Linked DNA regions of Homo sapiens: region 2 is linked to region 1. Evidence: read pairs that join two places in POLR2A ChIA-PET (ENCODE). Cell type or tissue: A673. All regions are shown on one strand. Links, peaks and the distances in the headings refer to the core of each region. The heading gives the core; the rest is flanking DNA.

Region 1 (5,369 bases), core at 195-5,194:
TACAAGTACAGGTCCCCACCTCAGCTGGGGAGGGGACAGGAACAGGCGCCAGGGGGTGCAGGAGCAGCTGGGCCCGCGCTGGGGTGTGGGAGGGGCCGATCGCAGGGGGTGCTTATACTTGAGGTGCCAGACCCCCAGGGGACGTGTGAAGACTCCCGCTCCCTAGGGAAGGACGGAGACCTGGGGTGAACAAGCTGCTGACGGGGTCCAGGACCCAGCCAAGGGGTGGAAGCCACTATGAGCCCAATACCAGGACCTGGGCCAGGAAGGGCCGGGCCGCTGGCCAGAGTGGGGACGGCTCAAAGGCAGGTGGACCCCAGAGTCCTCCTGTGGCCCGTCCTCGGCTCTCCTCGTCCTCCCTCTGTGTGCAAGCACTGCCGCCAGCCCAAGGCAGGCCCTACTCCACCCGGACCACGGCCCTGCACCCCTGCCGCACCCTCCACGGCAGCCCCACCACGCAAGCAGGGCCACCTCCGCAGCCGAGTGCATCATTCCAGCTAGGAAACCCCCACGTCCCTCCTTTGCCGGGGAATTTGCAGAAGCAGAAGTTTGCTCAGATACCTCGAAACCCCCGGCAAGGGTCACGGCGGGGTGAGGGCTGCAGGCCTTTGCTCCCGAGTTCCCCGTGGGCCTTGGGAACAGACGCCTTGGAAGCAAATTCCGGGAACTCCCAGCTCCCGGGCTCAGGGGTGAGAGGGGGGTCTCCAGGGGGTCTCGACAGCATAGCCCGGGTTTTCTTCCTGGGTGTGGGGACACAGGCCATGGGGGCAAGGCCAGGGGAGGCGGGTGCAGGCACAACCCCTGTCCGCCGTGTGACTCGGGCGAATCACTTCTCCTCCCTGAGGCCGGCTCCCGCCTCCACCTGGGTCCCCCTCCCGACTTGGGGGCAGCATCCGCAGGGGTGGACGCCATGCTTCCCAGCGCCCCGCCTGCCTGCTGGGAGTGGGCTGCGGCCTTGCTTATCTATCAGCCCCTGGCGTGAGCTGGGACGGGGTTGCCCCCTGCCCCTACCCAGCTGGGCCGTGTCTGGCTTCAAACAGCCAAGGAATAATGGACGTTCGCACGGAGCCGATCAAAAACCCCTCCTAGGGTGACCCCTCATCAGGCTGGAGCCAGGGCCAGAGGTCAAACTCATTAGCTCAGGTAGCATCTGCCACCCCCAGTCCTGTCCCCAGGACGTCCGCAGGCCCTGGTGCCCACTGGCTTTGTGGGGTGACCGGAGGTGACAGAAGGGAGGTGAGAAGTCTGGTCTCCCCCTGAGGCTTTCCCCCTGCCATGGGTGGGGTGAGCCTCCCCACCGCCTGCCCTCCCTCCACCCTCGTGCTACAAAAGGCCCCCCCAGGGCTGCTGCCCTCAGGCCCCTGAGCCTGCCTGGTCCTCCCCTCCCACCCGCCCTGAGAGCAACACGCACTCACACCCCTCCCTGTGCACCAGGACCGCACAGAGCTGCCAGGGAGCTGCAGATGCCCCCAGAGAATCGTCCTTGTGCCCGGTAGCACCCAAAGGGTTTGTTATTCTGGGGCCCGAGGGCACAGCCAGAACGGGTCCTGCAGGTGGAGAGGGGCTGCGGGAATGCGTTTTTCTGGGAGGGGTCTGCTGGCTCCTGGGACACTGGGAAGCCAGCTACTGCCCCAGAGGTGGCCTGGAGGGACCTTCTGCAGACAGCTGCCCTGCCCCCCCTCTGGCTGTGCCCTGCAGAACCCAGAAGGGGTAGCTTACAAGGCGTGGAGTCAGCTCCACTGCAGCCAGTGGTCCTCACATATCTGGCCAACAGGCGAACCCACAGGGCTGTCACCTCTGCTACCTGAGGGCCCGACGGGGAGTTCTCGACCGTGTCCCGGCCAAACCCAGCGCCTCCAGACACCAGCAAAACAGCCACATGCACCCCGCGCTATCAGCCACATGCCTCATGCATCTGACCCCAACAGACCACGCCTGTAGAGCTTGGGGAGAGGCTTCAGCGATCATTGCAGCAGGAAGCCGGCCAGAGAGGCGGCCCGATAGAAAGTCACGGCTGCCAGACACTCAAAGGCACTTCGAAAGAGAAAGTCAACGGGACAGGTCCCAGGCATATTTAGGAGCCGCAAAGCCCAGCTGCGAAGTGGGGTCCCCGTGCGCGAGGCCTGCAGGCGCCTGCGCCCTCCGCTGCCTTCCCTCAGGGCTCTGATGGGTTTGCCATTTCCTAGCACGTGGACGGGAAAGGGCCCGTGGGCTGGGGGTGACCGGACGGCGGGGGGTCAGGACAGCGCCTGTGGGGGTGGCCTTCCGGCTCGACTCAGCCGAGACGCCAGCGCAGGGCCAGGGCCGGGGCTGCTGCCGGCCGGACACCCGTGCTGTACGGCGCTCCTCGCCCCGGGGCTTCATCTGCCCTTGCCGGAGCCTTCCCGGCTCGCTGGTTTGTGGCCGGCTTAATCCCACACTAATTAGATTTCTGCGCTGGTGATGAAAGGGCTCCGTGCGTGCCAGCCTGCTGGCCGGCCCAGCCCACTGCTTGTTTTGCACAGAATTTTAATTGTTTCCAAATTAATCCTCAGAATCGAGTGAGCTCAGCGCAGATAAGCCAGCTGCAGGGAGGGCAGAGTGCCGCGTTCCCATCTTCCCAGCCAGCGCGGCCGCCGCTCCCGTGGGGTGGCACGGGGAGGCCGCCTTCGGACATGACGCGATCGCCCAGCAATGTCCTGTGCCTCTTCCCGCTCAGCGGCTCCGAGAGCCCCGCCAGGCGCCCGGCTCTCGGGGAGTTTTCCTTCTGTTTGCTCTTGGCTCAGCTTCCCTCTTAATCCTATTTTCGCCAGTTTCTATCCAATTTAAGACAGCTCCTGTAAGTCAAAATTAATTACCCCGTGGGCTTCCAGCCCTGTGGTCTCGCTGCTCACTGTTCCTGCAACCTGGGGCTGGGCTCCAAAAGGAGGAGGGGAACACACCCCCAATGTGAGGGGGGCTGGGGGCCCCACCCCCGAACCAGACTGAATGTGGGGCGAGGTCCCCACCCCACATTTCAAAGGACCAGGCTCCTCCATCAGGAAGTCCTCCCTGACTGCCTCAATCTTCCTGAGCTCCCCTGACACCTAACGCTGGGCACACTCTTCCCACCACACCTGTGCCTGCCCATGCCCACATCCACGCATGTGTGTCTGCACCCACCCAGCTCACCAAGGGCCTGGGCTCCATCCACGCATGTGTGTCTGCACTCACCCAGCTCACCAAGGGCCTGGGCTCCATCCACACATGTGTGTCTGCACCCACCCAGCTCACCAAGGGCCTGGGATCCATACCAAATGTGTTCAGCCACATAGAAATGAATAAAGGCCAGGCACAGTGGCTCACACCGGTAATCCCAGCACATTGGGAGGCCAAGGCACGGTTGTTTGAGCCCAGGAGTTTGAGACCAACCTGGGCAACATAGCGAGACCCCATCACTACAAGAAATACAAACATTAGCCGGGTGTGGTGGCGTGCACCTGGAGCCCTGACTACCCAGGTGGCTGGGGCAGGAGGATGGCTGAGCCCAGGGAGGTTGGGGCTGCAGAGAGCGGTGATGACGCCACCGCACTCTAGCTGGGGGAGTGACAAAGGGAGACCCTGTCTCAAAAAAAGAAAATAAATAAGGACACCAAAAGCAACAAAAGGCACACAAAATGTAGAGAGATATTTGAAGTTAAAGACTTTTTGTGTCTCACAGGCCACCATCGAGAAAGTAAAAAGACAACCCACCAAATGGGGGGAATATTTGCAAGTCATTTATCTGATAAGGGGATATATAATATCCATAATACATCAAGAGCCCTTACAAGTCAACAATAAAGGCCGGTTGCGGTGGCTCACACCTGTCATCCCAGCTCTTTGGGAGGCCGAGGCTGGTGGATCACCTGAGGTCAGGAGTTTGAGACCAGCCCGGCCAACGTGGCGAAACCCCATCTGTACTAAAAATATAAAAATTAGCCGGGCGTGGCGGCGGGCATCTGTAATCCCAGCTACTCGAGAGGCTGGGGCAGGAGAATTGCTTGAACCAGGTAGGTGGAGGCTGCAGTGAGCTGAGATGGTGCCATTGCACTCCAGCCTGGGCAACAAGAGCGAAACTCTGTCTCAAAAAAAGAAAAAAGGAAAAAAGAAAAAAAATAAAATAAAAAGACAAATCACCTAATTTAAAATAGCAAAGGATCGAAACAGACATTTCTCAAAGAAGATACACCTGTGGCCAACAAGCACGTGAAAAGATGCTCCGTGTCACCAGCCACCCGGGAAACCCAAATCAAAGCCACGATGAGAGGCCACCTCACACCCATGAGGATGCTTATGTCAGGAAAACCAGGCTGTAGGTGTTGGTGAGGATGCGGAGAAACAAGTCTTCACGCACTGCTGGCAGGAATGGAGAATGAGGCAGCCAGTTTGGAAAACAATTTAATGGTTCCTCAAAAGTCGGAACCTAGAATTAGCACATGACCTGGCAATTCCGTTCCTAGCCATCTACCCAAGATAACTGAAAATATATGTCCACACACACATTTGTATATGGATGTTCATAGTACTATTCACAATAGCCAAAAAAAAAAAAAAAATGAAAGCCACCCAAACATCCACTAACAATTGAATGGATAGATGGGGGACAGTTCACCCACGCAGCGGAACACTAGCCTCACAGAGGAAAGAGATTCTGACCCTTGCTACCGGATGGATGAACCTTAAAAACATGAGTTCAGTGGGAGAAGCCAGACACAAAAGGCCCCGCATCGTGTGATCCCATTTATGTGAAATGTCTTGAATAGGCAAACCTGCAGCGACAGAAAACAGATTGGTGTTTGTCTAGGGCTGAGGGAATCAGGAGTGGGAGGATCCGGAAATACTGATGTCTAAAGGTTGAGTGATTTCTTTCTTTGTTTTTATTTTTTATGATTTTTTTTTTATTTTGAGACGGAGTCTCGCTCTGTCGCCCAGGCTGGAGTGCAGTGGCGCAATCTCGGCTCACTGCAAGCTCCGCCTCCCGGGTTCACTCCATTCTCCTGCCTCAGCCTCCCCAGTAGCTGGGACTACAGGCACCCGCCACCACGCCCAGCTAATTTTTTGTGTGTTTTTAGTAGAGACGGGGTTTCACTGCGTTAGCCAGGATGGTCTCATGATCCGCCCGCCTCGGCCTCCCAAAGTGCTGGGATAACAGGCGTGAGTCACCGTGCCTGGCCAAGGTTAGGTGATTTCTTTTGGGAGGTGATAAAATGTTCTAAAACGGATCATGCTTAGTTCGCACCACATGCTGGCATCCAAACATCTCATGTGCCCCATAAATATATATACCTACTGTGTATCCACAAAAATTAAAAATGAAATAAAATCGATGGTGATAATGGTTACACAATTCCAGCACATTTAGTGGGCGT
Region 2 (5,369 bases), core at 192-5,191, 150 kb after region 1:
TTCTGGCCAAGCACACAGTCGGATCATCTGTTTCTCAGCCAGGAGGTGCTGGAAAAAGTAATCATGTCAGAGCAGCTTCAGGTCCATCCATGAGTCCCAAAGTCTACCTGAAAGGATGGATACTGTGAAAACCAAGTGTGAAAAGCAGTAACTATTTTATGTGAACCAGTAATGAGTTAACATTTAGGGAAAACATTATTGAACACTGCCACACGGCACATCTCTCCCGTCTCCATGATACACATGTTTGGCAGCTGGAGCAGGTGGTACCATGACAGGCTGTGGCTAACCGTGGGCCTGCATTGAGTTCATCATCGACTTTAAAACTGGAAGATGGAACAGACACTTACCCCTGTTCCTCCCACTAAGTGCAACCAAGATCCCTGGACGTTATACATAAAACAGGAAGACCGAAGGTGAGAGAAGAGAGCCACCAGCAGGGCCCTCGGGACGGAGCCACAGCCCCAAAATGGTGGTGATCGCCTAGGCTTGCTTTCGGCCTCATTTTCTAGACTTGGGGGTGAGGAAACTGGAAACCCAGTAATGCCAGCAGATGCAGACAAGAAACACCTCAACAAAAATCTGCTCTCTCTGACTAAAGGGCCAGAAAAGAGCAGCCTAGCAAGACAGGAAATTTACATAAAATAATCACCACTCCAGGCAACACCACAGAAAAAACCATGGCCCCACCCACACCAGCAAGGTATGGAGTAGGGAGCCTGGACTCTCCTCCAAACGGCTCACTGGGATGCTACCAGAGGAGGCCAAATAGGAAGCTGAGATTTTCATCCAAGTGGGCAGGAAGGATCCCCCGCTTCTGTGGTATCAGTGGAGACCACACGAGGAGCCTGGACTCCCCCAACCCCTGGCAGTACTGAAGGGCTCCTCCCCTCCAGAGTGGTATTACGTAATAGCTACCAGAAAGTCAGGACCTTCACCACCACCCAGCCAGCAATGACTAGGCCACCCCCGCCATAGTGTCATGGAGGCCTAGTGCAGAGCCACGACTCCCACCCTACCCAGAAACAACAAGGAATACTCCCAATGCGTCCACTGGAGTTCTACCCCAACCTGGCAGGAGCAAGGTAATACCCCTGTCTCTACCAGCATGAGGTCAGAAGAAGTCATCTAAAGCAGAAGGTTTAAATAAGATCCAAAATCTCCTAATACACAAAATGTTCAGTTTTCAGTGGAAAAATTACTTGTCACAGCAGGAAACAGGAAGACATTGGTGAAAAAGGACAGTCGACAGATGATAGCACCAAGATGAGGGAGGTATTAGAGTGACTTCACAGAGATGTGAATGCAGCCGTCGAAAACGCATGCAGTAATTATGAACACAACTGATAAAAAATACAGCCTCAGCAAAGAAATCGGTTTTTTAAAGAACCAAATGAAAAGTTTAGAAGTGAAAAATATAACTGACACAAAACACTCGACATCTGAATGGTGAGGACAGAGGAAAGAATCAATAAACTTAAACATAGAAAGTACCCAGTGGGAACAAGTGAGAGGACATAGACGGGGAAAAACAGCAAGAGCCCCAGGGATCTGTGGGACTGAGACTGTAACAGAAGATCCAGAATTCATGTCATCAGAGTCCTAGGAGGAAGACAGAGTGAGCTTTAGGGCTGAAAATGTACTTGGAGAAATAAGAACTGAAAACTTCCCAAATTTGGCAAAACGGACAAACCTACCGAGTCAATAAACTGAGCAAACCCTAAATAGGAAAAACCCAAAGAAATTCAAACCTAAACACATCAAAGTCAAATTTCTAAAAACCAGAGATAATAAAACATTGCCAGCCTGGCCAACATGGTGAAGTCTCGTCTCTACAAAAATAAAAAATGAGCGAGTATGGTGCCACACGCCTGTAATCCCAGCTACTCAGGAAGCTGAGCAGGAGAATTGCTTGAACCTGGGAGGCAGAGGTTGCAGTGAGCCGAGATCACACCGTTGCCCTCCAGCCTGGGCAACAGAGCGAGACTCAATCTCAAAAGAAAAAAGAAAAGACATGGGTAAATACAATAGACGTTCCTTCTCTTGAGTTCCAATCATGTTGGATGGTTAAGCAAAGGCTATAAAACTGTCTGAAGTAGTTCAAAGTTTATGTAGAGGAAGTAGTTAAGATAACTATAAATGGATGAGGGCAAATGGACATAGAGGTGAGGTTTCTATGCTTAACTTGAAGTGGTAAAATGACATCAGTAGACTGTAAGTTACGTGCCAAGAACAGCCAGTAAAAAACAACCTATACTAAGAGATACATTGGAACACACTATTGACAAATCAAAATGGAATTCTAAAACACTTACATAACCCATAGGAAAGCAGGTTGGGAAAAACAAAGAAATCAGAAACAGAACAGATGGGAAGAAGTAAAATGACCGACTGTATATTCAATGTAAATGGTCTAAATAAGCCAATTAAGAGATAAAGATTGGCCAGGTGCAGTGGCTCACTCCTGTAATGTCAGCACTTTGGGAGCTGAGGCAGGTGTATCACTTGAAGTCAGGAGTTCAAAATCAGCCTGGCCATCATGGCAAAACCCTCTTTACTAAAAATACAACAATTAGCCAGGCATGGTGGTGCATGCCTGTAATCCCAGCTACTCGGGAAGCTGAGGCTACAGTGACCCAAGACATGCCACTGCACTCCAGCCTGTGCGACACAAGACCCTATCTCAAAAAAAAAAAAAAAAGATAGTAACTTAAATATATGCATAATGAGCTTATGCCCTGATAAATGCAGCATAAGTTGAAAATGTAAGTCAAAAATGAGTTTAATACACCTACCAAACATCCGTCGTAGCTCAGCCTAGCCTACTACCTTAAACGTGCTCAGAACACTTACATTAGACTACACTGGGCAAAATCACCTAGCACAGGCCTGTTTTGTAATACAGTGTTGAATATGTCATTTACTGAATACTGTATGGAAGTGAAAACAGGATAGTTGTCTGGGCACTCACAGTGCGGTTCCTACCGAGTGCGTATCCCTCGCACCATTGTAAAGCTGAAAAACTGTCAGTGGAACTCTCATAAGTTAGGGACCCTCTGTATAGGCAGGTTGAAAGTAAAAGGATAGAAAAAAATATGTGACTATTAATGAAAATAAAGGATTCATTGTATTAACCTCAAAGTAGACCTCAGTGCAAAAATTATTGGAGACAAAGACGGACAATGAGAAAAGAATCAACCTGCCAAACAGATGTAGCAATCCTAAGTGTGTGCACTAAGCACAGATCTGCAAAACATGTGAAGAAAAAGAACTGAAAGGAGAGCTCGACAAATCAACAATTACGGCTGGATGTTTCAACACCCTTCTTTCAACAATAGGTAGAATAACTAGATGGAAATTCAGCAAGAACATAAAGGAGCACCATCATCGACAGGCAGGGCCTAATGATGTTTATAGAATATGCCACCCATTGCACTGAATGACATGTCACATTTTCTGGGATGTAGTTAAACTAGTGATGAGAGAGAAAGCACCAAATGCATACATTAGAAAAGAGACCTGAGATTTTAGAAAGAGGAAGGATCTCAAATCAATAATCTGACATCAGCTGGATGCCGTGGAAGCACCTGTAGTCCCAGCTACTCAGGAGGCTGAGGTGGGAGGACTGTGTGAACCCAGGACGTTAACGCCAGCCTCTTGGCATCAGGCAGCACAGGAAGACCCCATCGCTTAAAAAATAATAATAATCTAGCTCAAGATCACATGAATAACTAGGAAAAAATTTAAAGCAAGGAGCAGTAAGAAAATAGTAAAAAGCAGAAAATGAAACTGAAAACAAACAATAGAGAAACTTATTGAAACAAAGAGATGGTTCTTTTAAAAGACCAATAAAATCAGCAACCCTCTAGTAAGAATAACAAAAGGAGAAGATACGATTGCCAATATCAAAGATGAAAAAAGAGGTTGGGTGTGGTGGCTCATGCCTGAAATCACCGCACTTTGGGAGGCCAAGGCGGGTGGATCACCTGAACTCAGGAATTCAAGACCAGCATGGCCAACATGGTGAAACCCGGTCTCTACTAAAAATACAAAAACTTGGCTGGGCGTGGTGGCAGGTGCCTGTAGTCCCAGCTACTTGGGAGGCTGAAACACGAGAATTGCTCGAGCCGAGACTGCAGCACTGCACTCCAGCCTGGGCGACACCACAAGATTCTGTCTCGAAACGAAAAAGAGATATCACTACAGACCCTGCAATCTGAAAAGGATAATAAGCGACTACGACAAACATCTACATACATAAATTTTATAACTTGGATGAAATAGACCAATTCCTCAAAAAACACAAACTACCACAACTCACCTGGTATGAAATAATAATTTAAATAGCCCTATAACTAGAAATTGAATTTGTCATTTTAAACTCCAAAAAGAAATATCCAGGCTCAGATGGTTTCACTGGAGAATTCTAAGATTAATTTCCCAGAAAATAGAAGAGAAGGAAAAGCATCAATTTACGTTTTATTTATTTATTTATTTATTTTTTGAGACAGGTTCTCACTCTCTGTCACCCAGGCTGGAGTGCAATGGCACAAACATGGCTCACTGTAGCCTCGACCTCCTCAGCTCAAATTATCCTCCCGCCTCAGCCTCCCAGGTAGCTGGGACCACAGGCCCACACCACCACGCCTCACTAATTTTTTTAGTTTTTGTAGAGACAGGATCTTGCCATGGTGCCCTGGCTGGTCCCAAACTCCTGGGCTCAGGCAGTCCTCCCACCTCAGCCTCCCAAAGTGCTGGGATTACAAGCATGAGCCACTGTACCCAGCCTCAATTTATTTTATGAAGCTAGTGGTTCTCTGATACCAAAACCACACAAAGATAATACAAGAAAATAATATTACAAGCCAATATCCCTCAGTGATATAGACACAAAATTTTTTAACAAAATATTACTAAATAGACTGGGCACAATGGCTCACACTTGTAATCCCAACACTTTGGGAGGCCGAGGCGAGCAGATCACCTGAGGTCAGGAGTTCAAGACCAGCCTGGCCAACATGGTGAAACCCCATCTTTGCTAAAAATACAAAAATTAGCTGGGCATGGTGGTGGCTGCCTATAATCCCAACTACTCGGCAGGTGGAGGTTGCAGTAAGCAGAGATGGTGCCACTGCACTCCAGCCTCGGCAACAGAGTGAGACTCTGCCTCAAAAAAAAAAAAAAAATTACTAAATAGAATTTGCCAATATATAACAAAGAATTCTATGCCATGACCAAGTAGGGATTATTCCAGGGATGAAGGTTGGTTCCGTATTTGAGAATCAGTCGATGAGATCCACACGTTACCAGCTACCGAAGATAACTCACACGATCACATCTGTCAGTGTTGGGAAGGCCCGTGACAAGTT

What was found. ChIA-PET counts read pairs that join two places held together with the same protein. Peaks named below come from ENCODE experiments on the same cell type or tissue, not always from the same donor. Only the 100,000 strongest peaks of a DNase experiment are listed, where the experiment ranks them.
Region 2: POLR2A ChIA-PET joins it to region 1 with 7 read pairs; 3 of 35 experiments call an interaction of 5 or more read pairs at or near these places.

The regions. Positions count from the first base shown.
Region 1 is chr16:1,016,659-1,022,027 of GRCh38, reverse strand. No RefSeq gene overlaps it. Among named protein-coding and RNA genes, the nearest start is that of SOX8, 38 kb to the right of the region's middle. In A673, for the core only: no CTCF peak of the experiment used is centred there; a DNase peak (open chromatin) is centred at 2,607; H3K4me3 peaks cover 525 bases; H3K27ac peaks cover 1,674 bases.
Region 2 is chr16:861,995-867,363 of GRCh38, reverse strand. The region is part of intron 10 of LMF1 (lipase maturation factor 1); the gene reads left to right. Among named protein-coding and RNA genes, the nearest start is that of LMF1-AS1, 56 kb to the left of the region's middle. In A673, for the core only: no CTCF peak of the experiment used is centred there; no DNase peak of the experiment used is centred there.